Regions from separate parts of the Mus musculus genome. Here regions 2, 3, 4 and 5 are each linked to region 1. A link is a loop called in an ENCODE intact Hi-C map of the cell type or tissue named here. Cell type or tissue: heart. All regions are shown on one strand. Links, peaks and the distances in the headings refer to the core of each region. The heading gives the core; the rest is flanking DNA. Region 1 has its middle 11 kb from the start of Gm25999. Region 2 overlaps Troap (trophinin associated protein). Region 3 holds the start of Dnajc22 (DnaJ heat shock protein family (Hsp40) member C22). Region 4 overlaps Gm46538 (a long non-coding RNA gene). Region 5 overlaps Gm41399 (a long non-coding RNA gene).

Region 1 (6,182 bases), core at 758-5,757:
GTGTGTGTGTGTGTGTGTGTGCCTGTGTGCGGGGATGTGTGTGTGTGTGTGTGTGTGTGTGTGCCTGTGTGTGTGTGTGTGCCTGTGTGCGGGGATGTGTGTGTGTGTGCCTCTGTGTGTGTGTGTGTGTATGTGCCTGTGTGTGTGTACGTGTGTTGGTTTTCTAGCAATGGAGTTGATACGCAAGACTTGTTTGTTTTTTTAGAACAGAGTTAGCCTATCTGATCAAACAAAAATCACAACCTGAGGGGAGCCAAGGAAGGCATGGAAGGGGCTATATTAAGCATTGGCCATAACTTTGCTTGCATGGTTCATGGCCTCAGGAGGCTCAAGACGACGACGAGTCAAAAGTAACGTGGGAAAGAACCCGAGGGAAAGATCTGTGTTAGCCCCAGTCATGACTGCAGAGACTTGGAAGAAAGGGGGACAAGAATCTTTTGGAAATAACCTAGACAAAGAGCCAGGGATAGAAAGATATATTTTCCTGTCTCACTTACTGTGGGAGGCTAAGGCTAGGCAGAATTCCTGATAAGTCATCTCGAAAAGAGACGTGGGCATGGCTGAGATACTATGCACGTCAGCCGGGGCCGGGGAGAAGCCGGAGCTAAAGCGCTGAGGGTCTGGTCTGTCGGGAAGGCGGACATTACACATGAGTGAAAGGGGCTCTGAATAAAGAGCAGGAAGTTCTAGAAAAGGAAATTAAAGATGGGGATCTGGAAATTAGAAAGTTAGAGGCTGGGGGGATGCTCAGTGGTGAAGAGTAGGCACTGCTCTTGCAGAGGGCCTGGGGACCTTGTCAAGAAGGTCACAAACGCCTGTAACTCCAGCTTCAAACCTTCTCCTGAATTCCTCGGACAGTTCACATAGGCTCGAGCACACACTCTCGCCCCCTCCCCATACACACACACACACACACACACACACACACACAAATAACATGGGGTTGAGAATCCAGCTCAGTGGTAGATGCTTGCCTGCACACTGAAAGTCCCTAATTCCAATTCCCAGCACACAGAAAAAGTAACTATAAGAATTCCTTCAACAAGGTTATTGGCAATCTAGACAAAAACCAAAGGTGGTGAGAAATCCATGAACTCGAGGCTGGGCTGACAGAAAACAACCAAATGTAGCACCTTCTAACACCCAAGCCCCCAAACTAAGCACCGAAGGCACGTGGAGTGATATCACATGACTGTGGAGTCCCAGAAAGAGAAGGGGAAATGTCCTAAGAGATAATGAGAATTTCCAAATAATAGAAGAATGAACTTCAAGTTCAGAGAACCTAAGCAGATAAGTATAAAGAAAGCCATACCTATTATCACAGTGAAGCCTGAAGCCAAAGACAAAAGAGCAATTTTAAACAAAATGTTTATTTTAACTTTGGACATATGTGCTTTGCAGCATCCATGTCTGTGAACGATGTGCATGCCTGGTGCCGTTTGGCCCAAAGAGGGCATCAGATACCCTGGAACTAGAGTGGCAGATAGTTGTGAGCTGCCATGTGGGTGTTGGGATTCAAACCCAGGACCTCTGCAAGAGCATCCAGTACTCTTAACTGCCAAGCCATCTCTTCATCCCCAAGAGAACGTCTTTTTTTTTTTTTTCCTCGAGACAGAGTTTCTCTGTGTAGCCCTGGCTGTCCTGGAACTTGCCCTGTAGACCAGGCTGGCCTCGAACTCAAAAATCCGCCTGCCTCTCCTGAGTGCTGGGATTAAAGGCATGCGCCACCACGCCCGGCCCAAAAGAACATCTTAAAAGCAGCCACTAAACAAACAAACAAACAAACAAGCATGCTTGGGCATACCTCAACAGCAAAGTGCTTTCCCAGCATGTATAAAGCCTGGGTTTGAGAGTCAACTATACAAGCACACAGAGGTGCACGTGTGCGCGCCATAGAAACATAAGAAAGCAGCTTTCTGCCAGGCGGTGGTGGCGCACGCTTTTAATCCCAGCACTTGGGAGGCAGAGGCAGGTGGATTTCTGAGTTTGAGGCCAGCCTGGTCTACAGAGTGAGTTCCAGGACAGCCAGACTACACAGAGAAATCCTGTCTTAAAAAAACAAAACAAAACAAAAAAAAACAAAAACAAAAACAAAAACAAAAAAACAAAAAAAAAAAAAAGAAGAAGAAAAAAAGAAAAGAAAAAAGAAAGCAGCTTTTTTCTTTGGCAGAAACTTTGGTTTCTGAGCCCCAGGTGTTTCCCTGCCTTGTAGGTTCACAAGATCACCAAGTGGTCTGGGGGTTATTAGCTTAGATTGCTGTTAGGTGCAAAGCCAATTGGCTAGAACACAGCAATGGCTAGCTCCTGAGAGGCACGGGCCCTCTAGTTCTCCACAGGTGCCAGACTTCCTCTCATGCTGCGTGCTGTGAGGACCTGGCTGCTCTCCTCACCACCCACAAAGCCATCACTTAAAGTTGGGAGAAGGCAAAGCAAAGACTGGGTATGTTACACTAGTCACTAACTTGAATATCCCTCAACATGCGTAAGATTGGCCTGTTGGCTCAGGTCGGTCCTTCCTTCTTTCCTCCCTCCCTCCCTTCCTTCCTTCCATCCATTCTTCCATCTATTCTTCCTTTCTTTGAAACAGAGTCTCACTATGTATCCCTGACTGGCCTAGGACTCACTAAGTACACCACGGTGGTCTTGATTCTTCTGCCTCTCCCTCCGAGTACTGGAATTGAAGGTGCTTAGCTCTCTTGAAGCTAAGTGAGAGGAGGAGAGGAGAGCTGGCCCAGCAGCCAGGACTCAGCTGAGGAATGCTTATGGCTGCTTCCCAATAACTTGAGGTTGGGAAATTTAGGAAGATTCAGGTGCCTGCCCTCTCCGGTCACTGCCATGCTTCCGAAGAGAGGCCCTTTATTGTAGAAGCCACTAGGAGGCAGCAGAGTGCTTGTTTAAGAGACTCAAGGGCCTGCCTGGGGAGGGGTGACATTACAGGAAGCTTAGGAACTGCCTAAGGTGTACCTCAGGGCTCCAACTGGGAAGGTGCTGGGCTGCCAGTGAAGGGCGAGGTCAGCAAAGGGAGAGTGAAGGCACAAAGGCGAACTTCTGTACCCTACAGATGATTAGCAGTGGCCAGTCCTCTCTCCTTCAGCCTTGGGCCACTTCCTCTTTGCCTGGCTATCAAACACATGCCACACCATCATTCATTCATTCATTCATTCATTCAACAAATATCCCTTTAGCACCCAATACTAGGCATCCTGCTCAGGAGACTGAGCACACAGTAGAAACCAAGTCAAGTTCTTCTGAAGGTATAGACTGCCTGCTCCTCCCTCCCACGGGACCGGTTGAGCCGCATCTGCCATCATCTTGCCCCTGCTGTGCTTCTGCTTAGAAAGCAGACTAGATTAAATGACTTTGTATTACGGCTTGTATTTACTGTTTTGAGACAGGGTCTCACTAGGTAGGCCTGGGTGGCTTGGAATCTGCTCTGTGGACCAGGCTGGCTTCGAACTCAGTGATCCACCTGCCTCTGCTCTCCTGAGCGCTGGGATTAAGGGATGCACGACCACATTCAGCTACCAGCTGACTGCTTAATCACTTTCTGAACACCTACTGTGTGTTGTCGTGTGTTGTACCACACACTGAGGACATAAATATGAACAAAACACTTCCGATGGGTGAGCTTGTCACAACCACAGGGGCGTGGCTATAAGTTCTGAAACATTACAAAACCAAAACTAATGTTCTTAGGCTCCTGAGAACTCACCATCCATGCATCCTTCCAGCTATCCATCTGTCCATCCGTCCGTCTGTCTGTCCAACCACTCATTCAGCAATGGGCTCCTGACTGTGTTGTGCTGAGACGATTTTCTTAGTCATGACACTGAAATGCAATGTCTCTGTCTTCTCTGGGTGGGAAGGTGTGCTGGGCCCGCAGAGCTGGAGAGCGGCCTTCAGGTGTGAGGTAAGGCCCAGGCAGGAGAGGCCTTCAGGGCTCAGAGGGATTTCAAGCAATGTTGAGTTGGGAAAGATAGATCTGCCACAGGGAGAACGGTGGACAGACAGACCCTTGTGCTAACTGAAGGGTAGACAGACAGGGAAACCATCAAGAAGAATAAAGCTCATTTTATATCCTCAAAGGTTTTCAGCCAAGTGAGAGACAGACTAGTTATCCTTGCCTCTCTCTCTGTAGTCTCCCCTCACTCCTGGCCTGCCTCCACTGTTGTCTCCTGCCTGCATTCCTGGGGGGGGGGGACACCCCACTGCTAGGACTCTCCCAGGATGACCTTGCCTTGCCCTGGGGCTGCAACTGTCAGGCTGATTCCTCCATGTACCTCCAGTTCTATCCTGAGTCACGGACCTGGACAGCACACATACAACTAAACAGCCCTCTCTTTTAAACATTTTACGGATTAGGTTTGTTCATTTTACATTTTGTGGGGTTTTTTTTTGTTTTTGTTTTTGTTTTTTTTTTTTTTTTTTTTTTTGAGACAGGGTTTCTCTGTATAACCCTGGCTGTCCTGGAACTCACTTTGTAGACCAGGCTGGCCTCGAACTCAGAAATCCACCTGTCTCTGTCTCCCAAGTGCTGGGATTAAAGGCGTGTGCCACCACCGCCCGGCTACCTTTTGTGTGTTTTTCGTGCATGGTCCTGTGTGCAGTGCATGTTTGTTTGTGTGTGTACCATGTGTGTGCTCAGTGCCACAAAGGTCAGAAGAGGGCATTGGCTCCTCTGGAACTGGATAGATGGATGGTTGTAAACCACCGTTGTGGGTTCGAGAAATCGAACACACAACCAAACACAAACATGTCAGACGATGGCCGCTGGTACCTTCGCTCAGTTCATCCAAACCAAGCCTGTTTCCACCTCAGCCAAAGCCTGCGTTTCTTTCTTTCTTTTTTTGGTTTTTTCTAGACAGGGTTTCTTCTGTGTAACCCTGGCTGTCCTGGAACTCACTCTGTAGACCAGGCTGGCCTCGAACTCAGAAATCCACCTGCCTCTGCCTCTGGAGTGCTGGGACTAAAGGCGTGCGCCACCACTACCTGGCAACTCTTTTCTTAAAATCACTCTATAAAGCTTTTATGCCAGCTCTTCTTCCAGCTGGCTGTACGGCACCCACTACTTGGATGCGCTGTATAATTGATTGGTCCTGTGCTGTTAAGTGACTGGATGTTTTCTAAACCTTTTCTACCAATGCTTTAACTTTCTATATAGTTTATCACCCATACATTCAGGTGTGCTGGATCAAAGGTCATACGGAGCTGTAATTCCAACAAGCAACGGACAATTTGCCCTTTGACCCACCATCAAGCGTTTGAAATTGTTGCCGGTTTATGGGTGAGACATATTTAAATGTAATTTCAATTTTCTTATGAGGGACTTGAGCATTTTTTTTTTTAATATGTCTGAGGGCCATTTATCTTTCCTTTTCTGTCAGCAACCCATTTGTAGGAGTTTTATTCTTTTTCATATCGATTTGAAAGGATTTTGCATACATAAAGCAAGTTAGCTCCTGTCTGTTGGATGAGCTACAGGCACCCCCTTGGTTCGCCATTTGTCTTTGTTTATGGTGTGCTTTCACCCTGCAGAAATTATAGATTTTTTTCTGATGACAGAATTTGTCTTTTCCTACGCTTTGAGAAATCTTGTACCACGTGAGAAATACTTTCCCCACTCTGACGTTATAAATTTGTAATTCTACTCTTTTGTATTTATTTAAGTACAATTGATTCCTGTAGAAGTGATTTAGTGAAGCAGAGAGGCCGCATTATTTTTTTCCAGGTGGCTGCACAGTCGTCTCAATAGTACTTACTGAATAATCTAGCCTTTCCCTGCTGACAGACAATGCTATCTTTATAATATACTACATTTTTTTTTAACGTCTTGGATCTATTTCTGGACCATTCTGTTCTCTTGATGGAGCCGCTTATGCACGCACTGGCATTCTCTGGAGTTCACCGTGCTATGTGGGAGAGCTTCCTCCCCCTCATTAACCTTCCCTTTCAGCACGCTCCTGGCTAGCTTGCTGTTGTTGCCGCTGTTTAAATCGGTATAAATTGACACGTGAACTTTACATTCAGGTTATGGAGTCTATTGGTATTTTTATTAGGCCATATTAAATTTATAGATTAATTTATGGAGAGCTGACATCTTTATGATAGCGAGTCTTTCTACTTCAAGATATACTGTGCCTTCCTAGTTGTCCGAGCTTCCTGGTGTCCTTCACAAGCATTTT
Region 2 (6,182 bases), core at 355-5,354, 180 kb after region 1:
CAAGCTATTAGAGAACCTGGTTTCAGGGAATGGAATGGGATCTCTTGTTTTGGGTAGTGGCAGTCTCCCCCCAGGGGAAGTCATTCAGCTTGAATTTTCAAAGAGAAGTGAAAGGGGGTGGAGGGGAGAAAACACTAACTGGCCTCTCTACTAGATCTTATTTGTTTATCCCCAGGACCTGGAGCCAAACCTAGACCAAGCTTTCCTCCCAGTTAATACTGATTGTGTAGGCAGATGTGGACAAGGGTCTCTGGCTCCAGGGGCTATATAAGTGGTGGGGTAAACCAGATTGGATTTGGAAAAGCTAGGAGACAATGGACAGGAAGAAGGGAGGCCTGGTCTTTGGGGCCTAAGCCCACCCTGGGAACCTCTCAGATTCCTCTAGGTGTTGCCCCAGTGGGGAGTCAAAAAGCATTGCCACCTAAGATTTGAGGGGATAGCACCCCCAAAGACCCACATATTTGAACAAGCAAGATGCCATAGGGCTGAGTGGAGAGAGCTGCCTGTACTCTGCAGGATGAAGAAGGTTTGGACTGAACAGTGACCTTTGAATGTTCCATGGGAGGGGTGGGGCCCTGGTGCATCAGGCCTACTGCTCAGGATCCCTTAAGCCTTAAGCCTTGAGCCCTGCTAGATTGCTGAAAAGCTCTCGGACCCCAAGAGGACACCGCCCAGCCCACCTTCTGCTTCAGTTTCGGGGTCTGTTCCTAGCAAGCCTTCCCACCGGAGGGTGAGGAAAGGGAGTTGCCAGGCTATGCAAGTCTTTATGGGGTTGATAGTGTTTGCAAGGGAGTGAGTGTCCACAGGATCCAAGTGTCTCTGTGACCGTGGAATGCCAGAGTGTGAGCAGAGCTTGGTGTCTTCCTTCTCGTGGCATCAAGTAGGTAGACTCAGTCTGTGCCAGGAATCAGGGTGGAGTGTGGCGGTTTTAGAGGGGGTGGTGCGGTGCAAGCTCCCATTCTGTATTCCATGGAGCCAACACTGCGGGCCTGGGAATGGTAAATAATGATTAGAATAATGATGAATAATTAATGATTTAATAACCAGTCCCGATGGGATGGAAACTGGGGGAAGGGGCTGGTGGTGTGACTGCTGCAGACCAGAGATCAGAGACCAAAGGCAGTCCCTCACATGGTAGGGGACCAGGTGACACTCCCCAGGGAAGCCCAGGAGGCCAGAGGGAAACAGTTCACTTTCCTACTGGTACAACACAGGTATAGCATAGGTGTAGACACGTTTGCACCTCAGGAAAGCTAATTTAGAAATTCCAAGACAACATAGAATCCTAGAAGTATCCTGAAAGCTTTTCTTTTTTTGGGGGGGGCACAAGAATAGCAATACTATATAACATTTTCTATATACAGAACATGGCTCTGAACTCCACAAGTAATTTACTCATTTAATCTTAACCACCTCGTGAGATAGGTTCCATTATTATTACCCCGTATTGCTCTAGTAGTGGCCCAGAGAAGACAAGTGTGTGCCCAAGACATGCCAGAGAAGCTCTGTGAACTCCTAGCCCAGTGGCTCTTCCTAATGCTGAAACTCTTTTAATACAGTTCTTCATTTTGTAGTGGTCCCCAATCATGAAATTATTTCGTTGCTATTGCATAACTATAATTTTGCTAGTTATGAATCATAATGTAAATATCTGATATGAAGGATATCTGATATATAACTCCCAAAAGGGTCAGTTGAGACCTACAGTTGAGAACCGCTCCCCCAGAACCTAAGCCATCCTTGCTCCAGCAGCCAACCAACTCAACCCCTTTGGTCACTTCAGCTCTGCACAGGGCACAAGAATCAATGGGTCTGGTTTTTTTTTTTTTTTTTTTTTTTCTCTTCCCTCACTAGGTCCGGGCCAGCGCCATTGCTCAGGATGCGGATCAGAACTACGACTATGCCAGCAACAGCGTCATTCTGCACCTAGACGTGGGTGACGAGGTCTTCATCAAGCTGGACGGTGGGAAGGTGCACGGCGGGAACACCAATAAGTACAGCACCTTCTCAGGATTCATCATCTACCCGGACTGAGCCCAGCACCTTACTCTCATGTTCGTTCGCCCGCCCCCTCGACCCCTCGCTCTAATCCGCACCCACCTCCTGCTAGCCCTGCCCAAGGCCCCATCCTTCAGAGCCCGCAGTCTCTCCCGCTCCCCAGGCCACCTAGGCGGGGGCGATTGGATTCTTGGGGCTCAAGGGTTTTAAGTGGCTGGGGGAGTCAAGAGTTGGGAAGGCCAAGATGAAGACAGCCGCTTAGGGAGGGACTACCTTGGGATCCAATGAAACCGGCCAGAGAGAGAGAGAGAGAGAGGAAATTCGAGCGTGGCCCTCCCTTCTGCCTGGAACTGGGGGAAGCTTCACTAACGGAGATCAAAGTCTCACCTCTCACCGGGGTAAAAAGGGGCCGTCCTAACAGCTTGGGAGGGAAAGGGCAGAAGAGAAGGAACCTGTCTAGGTGAGAGGGGGACTCTGGCACAGGTTAGATACAGACCTCAGCAGCCACTCTTTCCCTTCCCCTCCCCCATCTCCATTTTTCAGGCTCCAACCACCAGCGGCCTTCCTGTGAACTGGAGGAGCCAAGGACTTCCTTCCTAGCATTAAGAACCCATTTTGTACAGTCCCCATTCCACCCCTCTCCAGGCTAGGTCCTGGAGCTACAGATCATGTCACTTCTCTCAATAAAGTGAGGTTGGAGATTGTGTGTGTCTGCCTACCTTGGTACAGAGGTGGAGGGAAGGCAGGGGAGTGGCTGGCCCTTTGCCTGACGCCCTGAAAGGCCTCTCACTCTGCTTGTCGATCTCAGCAGGGCGATCTATCTCTGATCTATGCAGTTAAGCCTGGCCAGGCTTGCCTCTCCAGAAAAGGAGCACCACAAGGGAGGACAGCAGAGGAAGGACTCCCTTCAGGGCTCCTGCTGCCCTTGCAGGTGGAGTGTGGAAGACCCTGCATAGGAAAAGAATCCCAGCCACTTTCCCCCCCCTCCCTTAGTGTTGGTTTATTTGTGGTTTTTCTCCTTTTGAGACGGGTTACAGCTTTTTGCCCAGGGTTGCCTCCAGCTCTTGGGTTCAAGAGATTCTCCTGGCTCAGCCTCCAGTAGCTTAGCCACAGGTGCCCAACTGAGAGGTCTAACAGCGGTGTTCTAGATGAGGGAATACCTGGTGGGTCCCCTGGAGTGGGAGCGATCTCAGAGGGAACAGGTTCCGTAATTTCCCCCTAACCCACGCACGAATTTCCAAGAAGGTAGGCTGAACAGCCACTTTCTGGTTGGACAACTGCTGAAGAGGAAGCCCACGGTCCTGAGTGCTTAATCTCCTCTAAATTGGAGCACACTGCCACCAAGTGGGCCACCGGAGACCAACAGCACTGGCTGCCCCATTCAAACACAATTTATAGAAACTTTATTAAAGGATAAAGGGGCGTTGGCTCCCAGTCCAATGGGCAGGCCAACAATAAATAAGGCTAAAGGAAGAGGTGAGTGCAGCAGAGGAGAAGCCCAGTAAAGACCGGAGTCATGATGGAGAGTCCTGTGGGACCACAGGGCCAATTGGAACGAAACGCTGGAGAAAGAGAGAGAGAAAAAAGAGGGCTTGTCATGTTCCATCACTTCTCCGTAGAGGAAGCAAGGTCAACCTGCTGCTGTCCCATAGGCTGTCGGCATGCTGGCTGTATACTGAAGGCTCACCAGGGCATCTTGCCATTCAAGCGTTGTGACCACGGGGTTGGTGAAGACCCGGGTGGGCCCGGGAGGTGGGGCTCGGCTGGTGTAGAAGGCGCATTCATCATCCAGGTGAGCCTCCTGGAAGCTATGGATGGTGTCGAGACACGCCCTGAGGCGCTGCCTCAGAGCCAGGGTCCGAGGGGCCAAGCTGCTGGGGCCTGAAGGCCATGGAGAATTCAGAGGGGGCCTCTGGAGTTATATTTCTTCCGGGTGCCGCCCCACCCCTTCCCTACCCCTCCTCCTCCCCCATGAGTGCAGCCACTTAGAAAGACAGGACAAGGCACGGACCTGGTGCAAGGCAGGGCTCACTCCTAGAAAGACAGAGCCTTTTCTTCATGTCCTTTGCCAGCCAATTCCTTACCTGAATAGCCTGTTGGGTAGAGTGAGTGAATAGAGGGGCTGGCACAGACTGGGCTTTGGGACGAGAAGGTCAAGCTGGCTGTTGCTGGAGGCCCCTGATTGCAACAGGGCTGCGTGCTGGACTCTGGGGTTCCAGCTTCCAGAGCGCAGGCTGCCGATGCTCCCGGCTCTGTCCTAGGGCAGGCCATGGGGGGCTCAGCCTGTCCCCGACAGCTAGGCAGAGGGGGTCCGGACAGTGCTGGAAGGCACGGCTCCGGCAGCTCTGGCTCAGCTCTGTGTGGCACTGGGGGCTTTAGTTCTGTGGTAGAACAGGGCTGAGCCGCCTTAGTCTCCTCAGGGTAGGCCTGTGGCTCCTCACACTCTTCCGAAAGGAGGGGCTCTGTCGCACCAGAGTGTTGTGACAGTCCAACAAGGGCAGCTCCAGAATTGTGTTCTGAAGCTGTCAGAGTTCTAGAAATTTCAGCCGTCGGGAGCTTTAGTTCAGTCATATCGAAAGCAGAGCCTCCATTCAGAGGGGCACCATCGCCCATGGCCAGCCCCTCTACCTCCTGCTGCAAGAGCTGTTGCAAAATATTGATGCGCTGTGGTGGGAGAGAGTATCCCAGCGTGTCACCGTGTGTTCCCAAGCTCCCCACCCCCACCCGCAATGTCATCCCCTACCCTTCCTTCCAGCTCCCCTTCCCCCAAGCCTTCTCATGGAAAAGAAGCCATGAGAGCTGCTGCCCCTACAGGCCCACCTGTATCCTTAGCTCCTGGTGGCTGGGGGTTCTCTTGGGGCGAGGCCCGGAAGTGCTTGCCACCGATGGTTTCCTGGGTTCCTTCTGCAAGGTGATGCGACTCTCCTGGTCAAACAACTTCATAGCAATCTGCCTCTGCCACAGAAGGAAAGGGGGCGGGTGAGGAAGCCACATGAAGGTAGAGAGCACTCTTTCCTCCCCCTCTTGGAATGGGTCAAAGCTGGTGGTTCTTTTTAAAACCAGGTATGGTGGTGCAGGCCTACATACAGCAGAGCCGATATTAGCTCCCAAGACGCTAAGGCAGGAGAATCAACAGTTTGAGGTTCAGGCTGTTGTGATGTTCATAACACATAAACACAGAAGGATAAAAAAAAATTTTTTTTTCAAGACAGGGTTTCTCTCTCTGTGTAGCCCTGGCTGTCCTGGAACTCACTCTGTAGACCAGGCTGGCCTCGAACTCAGAAATCCACCTGCCTCTGCCTACCAAGTGCTGGGATTAAAGGCATGCACCACCATTGCCCGGCAAAATTTTTTTTTTCAAAGTTTGAGACTATCAGAAGATAGACACAGAGACAGACAGGCATTCTGAACACAGAATAGGAAGGAGAGAAGGAGAGGCAGGAGGCGAAGACACCTACCTCACATCACAAGGCTGTCAGCCCTCCAGGCCAGTGGGACGGTGCCACAGACCTCAGTACAGGAAGGATTTAGACACTTACCCAGGGCAGGGCAGGCTCTTCAGGGGAGGAATGAGGGGAGAGGCCACTCAGCCACTGAGCCTATGTCAGACAGGACAGATCACCCATGAGTGACACCCACTCCTCTGGCCTGTCATAGACCTCCTCTCTCCCCCACCCCCCGCGCACCCCCAATTCCCATCCAGTATATCTGTCCTTACCAAGGACTTACACTGCTGTCCACCTGTCCTTACCAAGGACTTACACTGCTTCATCCATCTGTCCTTCCTCCCTTCCTCCCTAGTCCTGGCCCCTACTGGTTCCCTCCTTTGCTTTCTCCTACCTGCTGAACTTTAGGTAGCGATCGGAGGGGTGTGAATTGGGCTTTCCGTCGAATGGCAAAGCGTTTCATGGATGAATATGTGCTCTGAGGAGAGAGGTGGTTGGCTGAGCAGGGCTTCCAGCCAAACTCTTCTCATCCTGCCCAGCCCAAGGGTTGTTGATAGAAATCACAGCTGAGAGGCCTGGGGAGCGAACACCCTGAGACTGTCTATAAACAGCTGACTGTTCGGTGATGGAAGGTGGTACTATACAACTGGGCTGCAGGAATGGGGGAGGGAGGGCAGCAGATGGGAGCCATCACCGTCCAGTGGAGGCCCCCAAAGCTACCTTCCTGTTCTCCCCACT
Region 3 (6,182 bases), core at 489-5,488, 170 kb after region 1:
GGAGGCAGAGGCAGGCAGATTTCTGAGTTCAAGGCCAACCTGGTCTACAAAGTGAGTTCCAGGACAGCCAGGGCTACACAGAGAAACCCTGTCTCAAAAAACAAAAAACAAAACAAAACAACAACAACAAAAGTATTTATTATTCATGTGTCTTCCTCATGTACCTTCATGAAGCCCAAAGAAGCCAGGATCCCCTTTCAAGGCATAGCTGGCCAGACTCAGAACAGAGCTCCCTCATGCAAGCTACAAGCTCCTGCAGGGCTTCCATCGCTCAGAGTCCAGACAGGCTCTCCTCTCTGAGGAGACTTACCCGAAGAGGGAAGAAAGGCTTACCTGGTGAGCCAGCTGAAGTTTCTCATCCTGAAAACTGTCGACAAACTCATAGAGCTTTTCCCACTCCTGGAACCGGCTGCTGTTGAAGCCAGGACCTCCGACCAGTAGCCACCAGATCCGGCAAGGCAGAAGCAAGACAGACTCCACGAGGCGGCCAAGAAGTGGGAAAAAGCTGAACCAACTCAAGAAGGAACCCAGGGTTTCTGCCACGTAGTTAATGGTGGCAGCTGTGTTGTACATCGTACTGTAGGCCAGAGGGCCGGTGAAGGCGAGGTAAGCCAAGCCCACGCGGTAGAGCCGCACACTAAGTGTCTCTGACCCCGCTGAGGCTTTGTATCGTCGATGCTTCTGGGCTGTAATGCTGGCAGCCAAACTGATAGGCAGGATGGCTATGGGGCGGCCATAGAACACAGGGGACGTGAGGAAGGCCGCTCCTAAGGTATTCTTAAAGTCTGAGGTCTGGTTACCAACAGCAGCTACCAGCAAGACCCCTAAGCCAACAGCCAGTGGGAGGCCCACTATATAGAAGTTGTCCATGGAAGAAAGGCTGACTAGAGCCACAAGACCAAAATAGACACCCACTACTATCTGGGAAGCAAAGCGAAGGAGACTGAGAGGTGGTCTCTCCTCTTCCGGCCTCTGTTTCCAACTCTGGACTCTGTTGGCTTGAGCCACAAAGCTCGGGAGCTTCCAGAATTCCCAGAGCCAGCCCAACCCACCACCTCCCAGGGTGAGCATCCAGAGCAGGGCATGGCTGTCCCTTCCCAGGTACAGGTGGTGGAGCCCAACAGGACCCCCCAAAGCCCAAAGGACATAGGTCATCAGCAGCCCTTTGGCCATCCTCTAGGGCAAGAGTCTCAGAGAAAATCCAGTGGCGTTTGACATTGATCAAATTGCAGAAATCTCAAGGTCCTCTGTGAGAATCACTGCAGTCTGGAGGGTCATCCTTAGGCCTGAGAGGTGAAGCAAGGAGAAAGGCTCAGCAGTAATAAAAATCAAGCTAGCCCTACCTCGGGGTCTCTCAGGTACTAGATGTCTCCTATCTTCCGTTAGCACCCCAGTCCTGTTATTTACAATCACAGTGACTCCATATTTAAGGGAGGAAATGCTTCAATTAAAATATTTTCATTTATTTATTATTAATTTATTGATATTTGAGGCACAGTCTTATTGCACGTTCCAAACTGGTCTTATGCGGCCATAGCTGAGGACATCTTGGTCTTCCTGCCCCTACCTCCTCAAGTGCTGAGGTTATAGGCATGTGCCACCATGTCCAAGGAAGAGAATGTTTTTGTTTTTAAGATTTATTCATTATTATGCATACGTACACTGTAGCTGTGCTCAGACACACCAGAAGAGGGCATCAGATCCCATTACAGATGGTTGTGAACCACCAGGTAGAGTCAGTGCTCTTAACCGGCTGAGCCATCTCTCCACCCCCAGGAAGAGAATGTTTTAAGTGACTTTAAGTTGGGACACTGAGAACTAGGTGCCTGAACAACAACAACAACAACTCAAAAGCTTGGGACTAACGGGTGACCCAGGGGTCACTTGGGGTTTAAATTCCCAGCACCCACATGGCAGCTCATAGATGCCCTCTTCTGGTCTCCAAGGATATCAGGAGTGCATGCAGTGCACACACAAAGGTTCAAGCAAAACACCCGTGTACATAAAGTAAAATTGAGAAAGAATAAGAAGGGGGAAAAAAGAAGCTTAAATTTCTATCCTCCCCTTAGACTCTGGAATAGTAATGGCTCACAGGAAAGGGCTGAAGAGAATACTTTTTCACTGTTTCAAACCCCTTTGAAAGCCAGTGTCTTAGCCAAACTCACTCCTTTAACATCGTGTGTGTGTGTGTGTGTGTGTGTGTGTGTGTGTGTGTGTGTGTGTGTGTGTGTGTGTAAGCGGGTGCATTCTGTAACTCGGCCAAAGCCCTTTCCAGCTTTCCCATCTCCCCAGACTATGCCGTTCTCCCACAAGCCAAATTTGAAAGGGACCCTGAACTCCTTCCACTTAAACGTTCTGGAGAACATTTTGACCCAGACCTTAGCACCCCACAGCCCAGCCATCCTATCCCTATCAACCAGATCGAAGGCACTCTACAAAGCGGCCGCAAAAATCCTCAGAATATCAAATCTGCCTGCCAATCGTCTTACCTACTTCAAGCAAACTCACCCTCAGGCAGTCCCAGCAGGGCCGCAGTACCTGGCAGCCCAGGCTTCCAGGCTGCTTCAGAACAGCCATTGCCTTTGAACACAGATTCAAAATGGCCCCTCTGTAACTGCTCTCACCTCCACACAAGTGGACTTTGTCCCTCAGTGCTGGGTGACTGTGTTTGAAGTCAGGCCACCTCCTGCAGGCCCCGCCCCGAAAGCCCTGGTCAGCCCCTTCGTAGCCACCTTCCGGTCCTGTGTTCCTGGGCTCTGATCGCCCTCTCTACGGGAAGCTTTCCCCAGACTCACCCAGTTTTACACTGTAGGGCCTGGAACCGCGCCCCACTCCCGGCAGTGCGCACCTCTTGCAGCACTTCATTAACACCGCCAGATGGCGCTGCCGTTTACGGAAGGGAGGGTCCCCAAAAGTCCCAGATCTCCTTTTTGCAAGGTTGGGACATTCCTGGTCAAAGCTGTCCGAACCGTGCAGCTACCTGGCGGGAGAAAAAGGGCGACTCTATCAATAAAATTAAAAATCTCGACTTCCTCTCCTCTCCGCCACAAATGGGAGGTGATCCCTGTCTCGCTTCTCTCTGTACTCCAAGACGGCCATTATAGGATCACGTCTAATTTCTTAAAGGAGAGACATCCACTCAGAGGTGAAGGAGAGAGCCCCTCAAGACCCGCAATTCTGCCTCACTACCTTGCTTCCAGGCCTTCCAGTTAGGGGACTCCACAGCCAGACCTGGGAGTCTGAGCCTGCATAGCCCAGAATCCATAGAGCCAGAAGCTGTTCAGACCCTTGTAGCCTGAAGCAAAGGGGGGGGGGGGAACCCACACCAGCAAGGGATACAGGGTGGGGGCGAGCCATCAGAAGAGTAAGGGCAAACCCAGGGAGACTCGGGGGAGAGGAGCCTGCCTTCTCGCTTGGACGCTGGAATGGAGCTGGCTTACAAGATGCCTTCAACATCCCGGGCTACAATCCCCGAGCAGCTCCGTGACCTTGGCCAAGTCACACCCTTTCCTGAGCTTCAGTTTCTTTTAAAAGAAGCTTGGATCTACGAAATTCCCCAGGCTTGATTAGAGGTAGGGATGGAGCCGGTGGGCTTCACTTAGGGTCACTTGTCAACAGTGGGCAGAATGTTTTAGCTCCCTCCAACGTCTAGTTCTAGCTGGGGACTAGATATGGCCCCTTTAGGGCTGAGGAGGGGCGACAAAACGACAACCCAGCCACGGCTGGGGACGGGGGGCGGACGGGGGCGCTGAATAATGAATGAGACTTAATTGGGCCCGCTCTGCGCGGCGGCGCGCTAAGCTTGGCAAACAGCGCGGGCAGAAGCAGCCGCCGCCGCTGGACAAACAAACTCGCTCGGGAGCCGGGAGCCCAGTGCGAACCGCCTGGAGGGGGAGGGGACCCCGGGGAGCCAGGTCTCCTGCTCGCAGGAGGGGCCCAGAAGTGTCCAAAAACGCGAAAGGGATGAAGGCTTCGGGCCCAGCCTAGAAAGGACGGACTGGGGAGGGAGCGAAGCAGATTTTTGCCGTAGAGCCCTGGGACCCAAGGGCAATGTAAGCGCGTGAAAAAGATGGAGAAAAGAGTGGAGGACGGAGAAGAGAGTGAGAAATGAGCGAGGAAAAGGCACATCTGGAGGAGGGTGGTGGAGGGTGAGGGGCGAGAGGAGGACCATTACTGTGAGGAGAGGGCAGAGCGATGGAGAAACGAGAAGGGAGGCACAGGGGACCTAGAGAAGAAGAATTGAGGAAGAGTCAAGGAGAGGGATGAGAGGTGACCGGAATGAGAACAGGGGTGACAGGGTGGGCGAGAGGAGCCCCTGCCTGCGCCTCGCCCTGCCTCGCTCCCGCCCTACGCTCTCTCCAGCCGTCCGCACTCACTTTGTCACAATTACGGGGCCGTCACTCGGCCGGGATTGTTTTCCCCAAATTGTTGTTCTATAAACTGGCTCGGGGTGGGAGGTGGGGTGGGGGTGGGGGGAATCTGACAAGCTGAAGCGGGAGGGAGGGGAGCGTGTGAGCAGCTGTCGAGGGCATAGTAACGTATTTACCCGCCACTGGCCCAGGGCTGGCCTTGGCTGATACAGAAACCCGTGAGGAAATTGATGGCCACCCCAACCTTCGCCACCGTCCCCGATTTTTCATCTTCCAGGCCTCTCTCGGTCTCAGCTGCCTCGGTTTCCCCAACCGAACGCGGCAGGTACTGGAGGCCGAGGCGATGACCAGACAGGACCAAAAGTTGCTTAGCCTTTCCCCAGTCTCTCTGGCCGGCGCCCTCCAGCGCCTGCTCACGTCGCAGGTTTGCACTCTCATTCCTAAGTGTGCCCAGGTCCCCTCACCCCGGCGCCGCTCGCTACCCTAGACCACCTTGTCGCTCCTCTATTCTGCAAACATCTGTTGCGCCCACTGAGCGAGAACTGCGCTGGCTTCCAGCTGCCCCCCTCCGCCCCCAACACCTCCCCCGCCCGCCTCCTCCCCGCCAGCCCAGCTTGTCGGCTCCGTGACAGCCGCCGCCGAAGCCCGGGCCCCGCGGGAGCGGCCGGAGAGGAGACGCTGCATGGCTGGCTCCGACACCGGCCTCCCTCGCGGCTCCAGGGGCAACGGAGGATGGCGGCCGCTGAAGCGAGACCGGAGTCGGCCGCTGGAGTTGGCAGGACTAGACGGGGGAGGGGGGAGGCCTTGGGTGGGCTCCTCTCGGCTTCTTTTAAATCCTGTCTTTCTTAGTCGGTCGCCCTCGGTCCAGCCTGAGCAGAGACCCTTCCAGCTGCCGCTGAGCGCGCGTGGGATTCAGTAGGTTTCCTGGTTCCTCCCCCCGCAACGCCCCCCAGTCCGGGTGATTTACACCCCGGCTCCGCTCAGCGGCCGCTTCCCAATCAGGAATATCGACCCCGGGCGGGGCCCTCGGGCCGCATCGATCCCTCTAAGGCTCGGGATTTAAAAATGTCAAATTTGCCTTTTCCAAGCCGGTGGAGGGGGCGGGGGCCAGGAGGAGGGCCGTTTGCAGGGGAGGGTGGACAGCAGGGCATCGACCAGGCGCCTGTGCCCGGAATGAAAAGCGACGGCGGGCGTGCCCTGGCATGGCCTGGTCATTCTTGTGTTCTCATTTGTGGCAACAAGGAAGCTCTACCTCTGCTGCCTGGATTCCACAGCACATCACTATTACACTGGGTCATTCCCAGAGGCAGGAACCCAAAGAGGAGCAAAGACCACCCCAAATTTGACGAGACAAAATTGAAAGAGGTTAAAACATAGGGGAAAGAGACAAAACTAGAGTGGCCCCAAGAACAATGTAGACCTGGGAATAGCAAGGCAAACAGAAGCTGCCTTAGAGGTGCCCTATAAAGCAATGTTCCAGAGACCCAGAATCCCCTGCTCTCTATATAAAGTGCAGGAGGTCCAGCCCTGGTCAGGCCAGTCTCAACTTCTTAGTGGTTTGAGAATGAATGGAAGAGTGGAGACAGAGCTAGGCGAAAAAGAGATGACTATAATGTAATTTATAAGTAGTATTGTCTTCCCAAGCTGTGGACTAGTAATTAGCTAGGCCCAAGCAAGAGTCCAAAGATTTGGGTCTTCAGCAACTACTACTTCTCTGGGCCCTAAGAGATGGATTCGCTTAGAAATCAAAAGATCTGGGTGTTGGGGTCTGCAGCCCAGGTCATGCTTTAATGCCAGCACTGGGAAAGCAGA
Region 4 (6,182 bases), core at 839-5,838, 50 kb after region 1:
TCAGAGGTCAACCTCAGGTGTTGTTCCTCAGGTTCCTTGGTTTCTGAGACAAGATCTCTCACTTAGCCTGGACCTCATCAAGTAGGCGAGGCCGGTTAGCCAGTGAGGCCCAGGGATCTGCCTGTGTCTTCCTCAACTCTCTCCCATCCGGCAATGGGTGCTGGGGATGAAACACAGATCCTTATTCCTACAAGGCAAACATTTCACTGAAGTTCCGCCCACCTCTGCAAGCATTTGCTTTGTTAAAGAATAGCTTAAACAAACAATTCAGAGATGTGATAGAAAGTAAGGTACTCTGGGTGGTTGGTCCCATCTAAGGAGGTGTTCTGGTCTCTAAGATAGCCCTGGACATCTCTGTAAATAAGGATGAAGAATGCAAGCCCAGGTCCCCCCCCCCCCCTCCAGGAGAGCCTGCTCAAATATCTTTTACCTATCGGTACATAGTATTCCACTGTAGGAACGTGATGTAAAGAGGTTAACAGGTGCCTGGTGGTAGATGCCAGTGTTTGTATGGGTTGTTTGTTTTCTATTTATGAGCATTGCTAAAACAAACACTGAATGACACAGTAATCATTCCCCACTTGGGAGTTACATCTGTAGGACAAGTGACAAGAAACACAACTGCTACATCTATGGGTTCTTCATAGACTTCCTTTCTGAGACAACTTACTGCTGTGTAGCCCATGCGGACATCAAACTTGCAACCCTCCTGCTTTAGCCTTCCAAGTGTTGGGACTAAGGGCGTGTGCCACTGTGACCAGCTGATATCACTATGGGTGATAGTGGTCCAGATGTGCACACTCACCACTAATGTGGGTGAACATGTACACCCTCACCACTAATGTGTGTGATCTACACCCTTACCACTAATATGTGTGCACGTGTATACCCTCACCACTAATATGTGTGCAGATTTACACACTCACCACTAATGTGTGAGTGCTTGCACAGTGGTTGAGCTGTTAGCGAAGGAGAGATAAAGACAACTGAAACAGGCTGTGTGCAGGCTCACACTTTTATTCCCAACACTCAGGAGGCAAAGGCAGGCAGATCTCTATGAATTCAAACCCACCAAGGGTTTATATAGTGAGTTCCACTCAGAGTTTGAGCCAAAACCCAAGATGAATGCCGGCTGAGGTGTAGCACCTAAGGCTGATCTCTGGCTTCCACATGTGTGGATACGTATGAGCAAACACACAAATCTAATTCCCACCCCCAAACCCACAAACGCCTACATATTATTTATTTATTTATTTATTTACTATATGTAAGTGCACTATAGCTGACTTCAGACACACCAGAAGAGGGCGTCAGATCTCATTACAGATGGTTGTGAGCCACCATGTGGTTGCTGGGAATTGAACTCAGGACCTCTGGAAGAGCAGTCAGTGCTCTTAACCACTGAGCCATCGCTCCAGCCCCACCTACATGTTTTTTTTTTTTAAAGATTTATTTATTTTATGTATATGAGTACACTGTGGCTGTCTTCAGACACACCAGAAGAGGGCATCAGATCTCATTACTGATGGTTGTGAGCCACCATGTGGTTGCTGGGAATTGAACTCAGGACCTCTGGAAGAGCAGTCGGTGCCCTTACCCACTGAGCCATCTCTCCAGTCCCCCTACATGTTTTAAGTTTAGATTTTGCTTATTTATTGTTTTTGAGACAGGTCTCACTATCAAGCCCAGGCTAGTCTTGAGGTGGTCTTTTTTGGGGTGGGCAGAAACTATGGGGTAAAGTGGAAATTTCTGGGTTTAATGACTCAGTTGTGTCACGTGATGTTTTCCTGGAAGCTGTCATGTGGTGTTTTGCTGAAAACAGACCTTTGAGAGGGTGTGTGATGTTCAGAAAGACTATAGCAACCCTATAGGTGGAACAACATTATGAACTAACCAGTACCCCGGAGCTCTTGACTCTAGCTGCATATGTATCAAAAGATGGCCTAGTCGGCCATCACTGGAAAGAGAGGCCCATTGGACTTGCAAACTTTATATGCCCCAGTACAGGGGAGCGCCAGGGCCAAAAAGGGGGAGTGGGTGGGTAGGGGAGTGGGGGTGGGTGGCTATGGGGGACTTTTGGTATAGCATTGGAAATGTAAATGAGCTAAATACCTAATAAAAAATGGAAAAGAAAAAAAAAAAGAAACTATCAGAAAAAAAAAAAAAGAAAGACTATAAATGGAACCCCACAACAGTGAGAGGATGCTCTTGAATTGCTATGCTATGTTTCACTTCTTTGCTGGTCTTTACTTTGTAGAGAGAAACGCACAAAGAACTTCTCATGGTGTTATGCCTGCTTCTGGCTGCTTCCGCTGACTCATGCTGATTCAGCAGAGCCTTGCTGTTTCTGCTGGATCGTCCTGCAGCTTCCGATTCATGTTTGGTGTTTGCTATTGACCTGCACTGCTGGTACCCTGACTACTCTACTAAGAGAGACTTCTAAACAGGTCCCCAGCTCCCTTTTTCTATTAACCTTATCCCCCACCCCCACCCCCCACTCCCCACCTTCTGGTTGATGGGTTAGGGGAGAGGTTGAAGTGTTTACGAGCCCTAAATAAAGTAGGTTTTGAAAAAGATCCATGCTTACAATGAGGTCTTCTGTAGCCTCAGACCCAGGGCCTCACTATGTATCTGCTCGACAACCTTGACCTTTGGCCCCCCTCCCTGCGCCTCCTGAGCACCGCCATGACAGTGAAATGTGGTCAGGCTCGACTTAGTGCTTCTTACTCCTTTCTTTGGTTTTGGTTTTTCGAGACAGGGTCTCCGAGTAGCTCTGGCTGTCTTGGAACTCACTATGGCCTTGAACTCATGAGAAACCCAGCTGCCTCTGCCTCTCAGTAGTGGGATTAAAGGAATAACTAACATTCCAGCTTTTATGCTTTTTCTTCAAATCAAAGTCAGTAGGTTAAAAAGCAAAGGTAATCAGGAAAAAACAAAACAAAACAAAACCCAAGCTGTGTAAATGTATGTATAACTACCAATTATACAAAAGGAAAAAAAATAGTCATTTTCATGTTTGTTCTTTAAAAAGAGTTCTAGATGGGTGGGTAGAGGAGTGGGGGGGGATATGGGGGACTTTTGGGATAGCACTGGAAATGTAAATTAAGAAAATATCTAATTAAAAAAAAGATTAAAAAAAATCTCAGGAAAAAAAAGTTCTAGAATGTCTCAGGAGGCAGCTCCATCATTAAGTACAAACATTACGTCTGATTCCCAAAATTGAAGTGAAAATTCCAGGTATGGTGGCTCACACTTGAAATCCAAGTCCTGGGAAGATAAGAATGGACAGAGTCCCTGGGCCTCACTGGCCGGTGACCCTAGCCTCCTCCCAGGCCAGGGAGAGACAACAAGGTGGTGGGCGGTCAGGAAGGAGACTGCAGAGATGGCTCAGAGGTTAGGAGAGCCCTGCTCTTGCAGAGGGAGGACTGGAGTGTGTTTTCTAGCACTCACACTGGGCAACTCAACACTGTGACTCCAGCTGCAGGTGGGATGAGTCTGATGCCCCCTGCTGGCCTTCTAGAACAACCACATACACACACACAAATAAATGAAGTCTAAACACCTCATTTAAAAAACAAAGAGGTTTTGTTTGTTTTTACCACATATCCTTTTGGTTTGGAGGGGGTTTGGTACTAGGGTCTAAACTCAGGGCTTTGCTTATGACAGGACACTCTCTTACAACTGAGTCTTATAACTAAAACACTTGCCCCCCTTTTAAAGTTTTTGAGGAAGGGTCTCATTGCTTAGTCCTAACTGGCATAGAACTCACTATGTGAGACAGGCTAGCCTTGAACTTTTGGTGACCAGCCTCCCAAGAGCATGGATTATAAACAGTCAACCATATATCCAACCAGTATGTATATATATATATATGTATATGTATATGTGTATATATATATATATACACACATACACACACATAGTATGTACATATGTATATAGTGTATATGCATATAGAATGTATGTGTATGCAGTGTGTCTATATACTGTGTATATGTATGTGTCTAGTGTATGTGATATGTGTATAGTGTCTGTGTGTGTATGTGTGGAACATGCAGGTATGTGTGTACACATACGTCAAAGGTTCATGGCAGAAGTGATTGTCTATTGGCTTTCACCTTGTTTTCCACCACACGGGCACAGGAGTTGTGGAGCCAGGAGAGGGCGTCTGTTTCTCTGGAGCTGGAATTGCAGGGGTTGTGAACCAACCAACATGGGTGCTCTGAAGAGGCAAGTGGTCCTAGCCACTGAGCCACACCTCTGGCACTTCCACCTTGTTTTTTTAAGACAGGGTCTCTCACTGAACTTGGCCTGCTGACTGGCTAGAATCCAGGGCCAGGAAAATCCTGGGACCATCTGTCAGCGCCTCCCCAGCTCTGGGCTTCCAGATCTGCACTGGCTGGCTGGGGATAGGAACCGGCGCCGGGCCGATAAACTTGCAGACCAACTTTGCCAACAGCTGTTTCTCCATATTTTTTTTTCAAAAGGTTATGAGGTGAGCACAGCACAAGCTTGAGGTCTACCAAGGCAGCGTAGGAAGACTCTTGTCTCAAAAGGAAAACTTAAGAGCGAGCTGAAGGTATATTTTAATGCTAGACACTTGCTTACCCGTGTGTCTTTGGATTTAACCCCTAGGCTAAAATATAAACCAAAACGGTAAAATTTCAAGGTGGCTAAAGAGTAGGGCCCCAAACAGACAACATGATCTCTTTTTTATGATAAAAGGGGGAGACAAAAAAGAGGGATGCTCTCTTAGCCCTTCGGGGTTACTTCAGTGTCTGGGTTCCTGTCAAGGTAGGACAATTCATCAGGAAAGGCAGCCTGAAGCTCCTGAACTCCTGCCAGAGGCCCTTGGTGCTCAGCCCTTGGAAAGAGGCTTCTGCACACTGCGACTGCTGCCTTACTGGGAACAACCCACTATCAGTCAGTGTCCGTCAGTCCCACTCCTTTCCTTCTCCAGCCTGCAGTTCGGGCCCCACTGCGAGCCAGGCCAGGCCCCGAGGCAGCCGCACTTGTCGAGAATATCCACAGGGAAGAAGCCCTGTTACCACGTGGCAGACACTGGTGGGGCAGGAGGATGTCTGACGCCAGCACCACTTGCTACGTGAGCTCAAAGACATGGTTACACTCACTACCCATCAAGGGACAGGGAACAGTGGGGGGGGGGGGCACACTATGACCTTCAGCTGCCTGGGGGAGAAGTGGGCAGCTGTGGTGCTCCCCACGTGCTGAGCGCTCCTCCCCATCAGTAACAGCTGTGCCTTCCACCGTCTAATTTGGTTCTAAAACAAGGCAGCAGCGGACAGAGGAGCTGGGATCAGACACCTTCATCAGGGCACAGAACAGGCTGCCCAAGTGACTTCTACCCATGAGGCCTAGAGAGACGGCGCTAAGGAGTCACGTGATGCACTAGCTTTTATTTATTCACTTATAAAGATGACCGCAACAACGGTGCCGAGTAACACCTTAGATTAACACTAATTATATTATATAAAATTGGTTCATAACAGGATTCAGGAAAGGGAGGGACAACAAACAACAAAAATCTCCAAACACTGAAACAAAGAAAAACATTTTTTCTTTTAAAAAACTTAAAATGTTACTTTCCCATAGATTTCCTTAGGCCGGGTTTCAGCCTAAGGTAAGCGGAAACAAGGCTTTGGGCATTTGGAAGAAACTGCAGGTTAAGGTACGGTGCCAAGTGTGGGATGGAAACCCTGACTTGATGTCAGACCTCAGGCACATTCCAGACAGAGGGCGTTCCCCGGGCTCTTTCACGAACTGACGCACATTTCCCTTTTCTGGCTGACCCAGTAGTGTATAAAACCCCTCATTTCTACTCCCGCTCAGGCAACTGGTGGGAACCTGGCAGGCACCTGTGGCATCTGCTCGAATGGACTGGAGACTGGACTAGCAGACACTCTTCCTCCCGGAGCCTCTGCGGTAAGCAGCTGGAGGTGAGGTGCGCTGGGAAGGAGGCTGCTCACCTTTGGGAAAACTGGCAATAGTTCCCCTGGTTCCTGGTGAAAACGACCAACCAGAGTCAGTCCATATCACTAGGAGAGGCCAAGGGAAAACAGCTTTCATTCAAAAAAAAAAAAAAAAGGAGAGAAGAAATCAAAAATATTTAGGATGGCCCAAAGAGATATGTATAAATTTCTTTTTGTTATTAAATCTAAGTA
Region 5 (6,182 bases), core at 774-5,773, 220 kb after region 1:
CAGACCTGGGCTGGGGTGGGGGGCTGGTGGGTCAGAGGTGAGTATGTAGAAGAAGCCTTGGCGCCTTGGCGCTTTCAGGGCTCTGAACAATTGCTGCCTTTGGTCTGGAGCTGCACCCAGGCCAGTTCTTAGAGCAAATGATGATCCCAGAGGGCTGGAGCCCAGTCCCCAAGAGCCTGAGCCTCTTCGCACAGGGAGCTGGTGGCAGAGCTGAGCCTCTGAAGACAGCTGAAGTAGAGGCTGGGCAGAACAGGGGAGGTTCTGGCACTAGGGCGTTGCAGATGAAGTTTCTGTCCTCCTCTGCCCCTTTTGCTTAAGCCCCTAGCTCACTCCCAGGAGGTCTTAGAAGAGAGGGGACCAGAAAACTTCATAGGAGGGCTCTGCTCCTGTGGCCTGAGGAAGGCCAGCCTGTGGGGGGACACAGCAAGGCAAAGCAGAGAAGGTTTCACTCCTAGTGGTGAGGAGCCAGGCTGGGGAGCTCTTGGAGGAGAAAGACAGAGGAGAAAAAGCCACAGGTAAGATTGCCATAACTGCCACCCTTTCCCAAAGGACCCGTGCCCTAGAGAACGACCCTCATTGTTGGCCTCTGTTTCCTGTCAGCAAAGCATCAGAGGGCTAAATATCGGAGGGCTCTTAACCTTCCAGAGGCTGTAATCCTTTAACACAGTCCCTCCTGCCGTGGTGACCCCCCCCAACCTTAAACTCATCTCAATGCTACTTCAGAAATGTAATTTTACTACTGTTGTGAACGGCCATGTAAGTATCTGATATGCGCTTCCTGTGGGGATTGTGGCGCACAGGCTGAGAAATCACTGTGTTAAATGAATACATATATGTACATGCTTAACACATACATGGTAAAGGCTGAAAAAGTAACAGGTTTTATTGATGGGTTTTGTTTTGTTTGGTGGTGGTGGTGTCTCTCAAGCTGTCGGCCTCTGGGGCAGGGAGAATCTAGGATTTTTTTTTTTTTTTTTTTTTTTTTGGATTGTTCTCACTGGTGGCTTAGAGTAGTGCTGGATGCCAAGTGGAAGGAGCCAAGTACCAGTCAGCTAGTGGCTGGAGGGGAAGGTAAGCCTGTCCTTCCTTAGTGTGCTGGGACTTGGGGGGTGGGGGGGGGCACATGGCTGTTCAACCTAATGAGCAGCATACTTTGGGCTTTTTTGAAAGGTGTCTTAGTCAGGGTTTCTATTTCTGCACAAAACATCATGACCAAGAAGCAAGTTGGGGAGGAAAGGGTTTATTCAGCTTACGCTTTCCACACTGCTGTTCATCACCAAAGGAAGTCAGGACTGGAACTCAAGCAGGTCAGAAAGCAGGAGCTGATGCAGAGGCCTCCGTGGAGGAATGTTACTGGCTTGCTTCCCCTAGCTTGCTTAACTTGCGTTCTTATAGAACCCAGGACCACCAGCCCAGGGTTGGCACCACCACAATGGGTCCTCCCCACTTGATCACTAATTGTGAAAATGTCTTACAGCTGGATATCATGGAGGCATTTCCTCAAGGGAGGCTCCTTTCTCTGTGATAACTCCAGCCTGTGTCAAGTTGACACACAAAACCAGCCAGAACAAAGGGTCTGCCCTATTTTCTTTAACCGTAAACGGGAATGCTAACAACAGCGCCCATATCGTATCATATCATTAGGAGAATCCGATGAGTTATAAAATGCTAGGCACTTAGTGCTTAGCCACTGCTGTTTTCTCTGCTTCTGCTCCTGTGGTTGCCCTGCAGATTTACAGAGAAACAGCTGTGTGCATGCAAGGAACTGTGGGCCACCAGCAACGGAACCAGTCAGTTATGTGCTGGGGACTCGAAACTGCATTCGGAGAGGTTAGTGGCAGGCTACCGGTCTGCAGCTGGACTCTGGCGAGGCCGAGGAAGGGGCAGCACACAGAGGAGAGAGTGTAATACATTGACTGGGATTTGGCTCAGTCTTTTATGGATGGCAAGATTCCCAAGATATTTCTGAGGATGTGGGTAGCTGAGGCTAAGGTGGCGTAAAGGGAATGAATGGTTCTGGAAGCAAGGTCAGGTCACCAGCCTGAATACTTAACAGCTACAAGACCCAAAGTGAATTATGTCTTCTTTATTTTTAATTTCTTTTTTTAAAGATTTATTTATTTATTCCATGTATGTGGGTACACTGTCACTGTCTTCAGACACACCAGAAGAGGGCATCAGATTCCATTATAGGTGGTTGGAGTCACCATGTGGTTGCTGGGAATTGAACTCAGGACCTCTGGAAGAGCAGTCAGTGCTCTTAACCGCTGAGCCATCTTTCCAGCCCTACTGTCTTGTTGAGATTCAGTTTTTTCCTCCAGAGAACAGAGCTGGCAACAGTCTCCTTTTGGGACTCACAGTAGGTGCTCAACAAACGTTACTCACAGTGGGTGGTCAACAATGTCACTCACCTCTGCCACAGGACAGAGGATCAGAAACAGGAGAGCATACCGTATGGCACTTGTCTAAGTCTTTGTAACCGAGTATTAGTTGGAGACCCTTTTGGTCCAGGTTCAAGATTGGGCACACCATCATGCCATATCCCCAAGATAGGCCAGTGTCCTTAATATTTCTCTGCTAGTCAGGCCCTTGGCTCACATCTAAGGTCCCAGCTTTGGCTGCAGAGGAAGGAGAGATCTTAGAATTTCAAAGTCAACTTAGAAATGTGGTTACCCTCCCCCATGCTTCCTCTCTCCAAGACCTGAAGTGCCTGCTTCCTTTTACACTGGATTACTGTGCCAACTGTCATAAAAGTCCCTTGACTCCCATGGTCTCCCCCTTCCCCATCACTTAGGTAGGACCTGAAGCTCAGAGGGACACAGACTCTGCAGTTGCAGAGGGAACCTTCTCTGTGCTGGTGGGCACAGGAGGGCCTCACAAGGTCCTGATAGTGTTCAAGGCTCTGGTATCTGGGACCAAGGAGACCTCACGGGGAAAGGAGAGTCAGACTTCAGGGTTCCCACCTACAGAGTTGCTCCAAGAACAGAATTCTTCCCTCAGTGTCTGTCTCTGAGCTCCATCTCCCCCGTTGGGGGGGGGTATCCTGACTCACCTTCACCTCACTGGGTCTCAGAGCGCTTTATTAGAACTAATATTTGGTATTTTTCAAGCACTGTGGTAAGCACTTGACACATTCAGTCATTTCCCAGTATCAGGATATTCTACCCAGATTGCTGCTGCTCTTGCTCTCAGTTTACAAAATAAGATAGGAGGGGGGCAGGGTGCTGCTGAGGAGATGGCTTGGCAGTGAAGAGAACTGGCCTCTTCTGGAGGTCGCGGGTTCTATCCACAGCTCCCACACCGGTGGCTCACAACCCTTTGTAACGCAAGTTCCAGAGGATCCAACGCCCTCTTCTGGCTTATGTGGGTACTGCATGCGTGTGGTCCGCAGATATACATGCAGGCAAAAAACCCTAACACATGTAAAGATAAATTTAAAAATTCTTCAAAGAAAAAAGTTAAATAAAATGAAGATAAACAGATGAAGCAACTTGCTCAAAGTCACACGGTGGCTTAGGTATGACTCCTCCTCCTCAGGCCCTCTCTTGTGGAGAGCAGATATCAGCTTTTGCTCTTGGATTTGGGTTGTCTACCTTCAGACCTAGGCCAATAAAATGCCTATAAGGTAGCCGAACTCCGTTTCCCCCTCTTTCCTTTCCTCTCCCACCTATTTTTTGGTTGTTCTGAAAGGTAAAGGTGTTGCTGCCACCTACTGGTCAGAAGCTAGAATGGCACGTCTACAGTCTGTTAATGTGCTAGTTTGAGTGGCTGACTCTAAGCCTTCAGGATCCTGGAATTTAGGATGCTTCAAAATATTCAACGTGTTCCTTTTGGCCGTTGAGGAGAATTATGCAAGGAGGTATAAAAGAGAGTCTTGGCAGTGCTGGTTTGTTGGGGGGATGGTTTTTGTGTACTGTGTATTCAGATGCTGATAACTGGGCCCAGAGATCTGGTTACAGTCAGATGGTGGCATTGTCAAACATCCCCTGCCTCAGTGTAAAAACTGCTTTCCATCATCTCTGATTGGCTAATAAAAAGCCGATCAGCCAGTAGCTGGGCAGGAAAGAATGAGGCAGGACTTCTGACTCCAGAAGAGAGGTCTCTGGTGGGGCCAAGAGATTTCCCAGGAGCGAGTGGAGGAGCACGAATTGCCAGGGCAAGACTAAGATGGCAGGGAAGTAGGCCAGGCCAGCATAGTTGGGTTAGAATAGCTCAGTATCTGCCCAGATATAGAGCAAGATACTCATCAATAAAAATACTAGGTCTTGCCGGGCGTGGTGGCTCATGCCTTCAATCCCAGCACTCAGGAGGCAGAGGCAGGTGGATTTCTGAGTTTGAGGCCAGCCTGGTCTACAGAGTGAGTTCCAGAACAGCCAGGGCTACACAGAGAAACCCTGTCTTGGAAAAACAAAAAACAACAAAACAAAACAAAACCCAAAAACAAAAAACAGAAAACAAAACAAAACAAAACAAAAAAAACCTCATAAGTGAATGCCAAGTCAAAGAATCGTGGACTCATTAAAGTACAGCAGACTGAAGAAAAAAATAAAGAAATAAAGTACCTTTGAAACCTGAAAAAGGAGGAGGAGGAGGAGGAGGAGGGGAGGAGGAGGAGGAGGAGGGGAGGAGGAGGAGGAGGAGGAGGAGGGGAGGAGGAGGAGGAGGAGGAGGAGGAGCCCTTTACACTGGTCTTAGTCCTGACTCCACTCATCCCCAGGCTCTGGCAGCTTCTCACTGTCCCAGAACCCAAGACAGGGCATTTGTAGTGAGGCTTGATGTTAATCCCAGCAGCTGGGCAATGAGTTCAAGGCAAGCCTGCACTACATTGCACCTTTTGGAATTCTGGGCCAGCCAAGGATACACAGTTACATAGTGAAACCTTTTCTTCTTTTCTTTTTGTGTTTAATGCAATTTTATTTTGTACTTATTCACTTTACATCCTGATCACTACCTCCCTCCTGGTTACTCCTTCCCACAATCCTTCCTCCCTCCCCCCCCCCTTTCTCCGCTGAGCTGAGTGCCACCCCACCCCCCACCAACCCCCACCCCCAACTTCAAGTCTCTACAAAGCTAGGTACTTCCTCTCCCACTGAGGCCAGGCAAGGGTAAAACCTTTGAGAGAGAGAGAGAGAGAGAAAGAGAGAGAGAGAGAGAGAGAGCCATGCTATATAGTTCAAGAAAATTACATGCATACACTGCCATGCCCACCTTCTATTTAAGACATTTAGCATCAATATAAATTTATATCGTGTATAAGTGTGTGTGGGTAGTCCATGTTCAAACTCACCAACCTGTTCCAATAATGTTCTATTTTCTATGTTCTTCCTAGCTATTCCTTCCTGATTCAGGATTCAGTGATCCCAAATTGAACCAGACATGTTGGTGTTTGGCTATAATCTCAGTTTCAAGAGCCTAATACAGGAGGACCATGAGTTCCAGGCTTATGGGCAGGCGGAGGGAAGAGCCTGAAGGCCAAGGTTAGGATGATCCCGACACGGTGAGGACTTGAAGAAATACAGCTAAGATCTAAAACAACTTGAGGTTAGATGAATGGGAAAGATTCAGAGGCCTTAGGGCCTTAGTAAATCATAGTGTGTGTGTGTGTGTGTGTGTGTGTGTGTGTGTGTGTGTGTGTGTTGCTGAGGATAGAATTTAAGGCAAACTTTAAGCTATGGTTTCAGCCCAAGACCTTCTCTTTTCTTGTGTGATACCATCTCAAGTAGCCCAGGCTGGCCTCAACCTTACTATATAGCTGAGGCTGGCCTTGATCCTCCTTCCTCCACCTCTGAAGTGCCAGGATTATAGGCACACACCCCACACCTGGCCTCTGATATTCCCTCCCTCCCTCCCTCCCTCCCTCCCTCCCTCCCTCCCTCCCTCATGTGCCATCTCTTTTTCTCTCAGTCTGTGTGTGCTATGTGATGCTGGGGGTGGAACCTTGTGACTACTCAGCACTTCACACTGCTGTTATCCTCACCCCTGCTTTTAAAGCCGATCACAGTTACGTGGTCCAAGGAGGGGGCACTTTCCCCACACTGTTAACTCTCAAGATTTCAGTAGGATTGTCTGGAGAAGGACAGGTTGTATGAGGTCCACCCAGCAGTCTCCTGCCCGTCCTTCCCAAGGCTCCTCTTAGGCTCAGAACTCCAGGTTAAAGTGGGAGGGAACTTGGAGCCCATCCA

What was found. Hi-C counts contacts between places; a loop is a spot of excess contacts. Peaks named below come from ENCODE experiments on the same cell type or tissue, not always from the same donor. Only the 100,000 strongest peaks of a DNase experiment are listed, where the experiment ranks them.
Region 2: it touches region 1 in a loop (2.8-fold over the local background); 7 of 42 quality-filtered maps call a loop at or near these places.
Region 3: a loop joins it to region 1, with 2.1 times the contacts of the local background. A loop is called at or near these places in 7 of 42 quality-filtered maps.
Region 4: a loop joins it to region 1, with 7 times the contacts of the local background. A loop is called at or near these places in 22 of 42 quality-filtered maps.
Region 5: it touches region 1 in a loop (2.6-fold over the local background); 7 of 42 quality-filtered maps call a loop at or near these places.

What each region holds. Positions count from the first base shown.
Region 1 is chr15:99,262,593-99,268,774 of GRCm38, reverse strand. No RefSeq gene overlaps it. Among named protein-coding and RNA genes, the nearest start is that of Gm25999, 11 kb to the right of the region's middle. In heart, for the core only: a CTCF peak has its summit at 2,871 (motif pointing right); a DNase peak (open chromatin) is centred at 2,904; H3K27ac peaks cover 838 bases.
Region 2 is chr15:99,080,606-99,086,787 of GRCm38, reverse strand. It overlaps Troap (trophinin associated protein), which reads right to left. Exons shown (of 14, transcript NM_030159.1): 9 at 5,839-5,922; 10 at 5,538-5,597; 11 at 4,819-4,953; 12 at 4,083-4,662; 13 at 3,686-3,879; 14 at 3,379-3,560. The coding sequence ends at 3,513. C1ql4 (complement component 1, q subcomponent-like 4) reads left to right here. Exons shown (of 2, transcript NM_001024702.1): 2 at 1,855-2,034. The coding sequence ends at 2,034. It overlaps Mir6960 (microRNA 6960), which reads right to left and starts at 5,983; the gene lies at 5,923-5,983. In heart, for the core only: a CTCF peak has its summit at 3,349 (motif pointing left); a DNase peak (open chromatin) is centred at 3,287; H3K4me3 peaks cover 712 bases; H3K27ac peaks cover 234 bases; H3K27me3 peaks cover 2,536 bases.
Region 3 is chr15:99,095,927-99,102,108 of GRCm38, reverse strand. It overlaps Dnajc22 (DnaJ heat shock protein family (Hsp40) member C22), which reads right to left and starts at 2,625. Exons shown (of 3, transcript NM_176835.2): 1 at 2,509-2,625; 2 at 334-1,286. The coding sequence starts at 1,173. In heart, for the core only: a CTCF peak has its summit at 2,862 (motif pointing right); no DNase peak of the experiment used is centred there; H3K4me3 peaks cover 3,085 bases; H3K27ac peaks cover 2,225 bases; H3K27me3 peaks cover 2,696 bases.
Region 4 is chr15:99,212,431-99,218,612 of GRCm38, reverse strand. It overlaps Gm46538 (a long non-coding RNA gene), which reads left to right. Exons shown (of 3, transcript XR_001781769.2): 2 at 2,258-2,447; 3 at 4,961-5,008. Spats2 (spermatogenesis associated, serine-rich 2) reads right to left here. Exons shown (of 13, transcript NM_139140.1): 13 at 6,147-6,182. Among named protein-coding and RNA genes, the nearest start is that of Kcnh3, 9.1 kb to the left of the region's middle. In heart, for the core only: a CTCF peak has its summit at 3,514 (motif pointing left); no DNase peak of the experiment used is centred there; H3K27me3 peaks cover 79 bases.
Region 5 is chr15:99,047,207-99,053,388 of GRCm38, reverse strand. Gm41399 (a long non-coding RNA gene) reads right to left here. Exons shown (of 3, transcript XR_875655.2): 3 at 1,554-2,618. Among named protein-coding and RNA genes, the nearest start is that of Prph, 4.9 kb to the left of the region's middle. In heart, for the core only: CTCF peaks have their summits at 3,499 and 3,700 (motif pointing left); no DNase peak of the experiment used is centred there; H3K27me3 peaks cover 1,313 bases.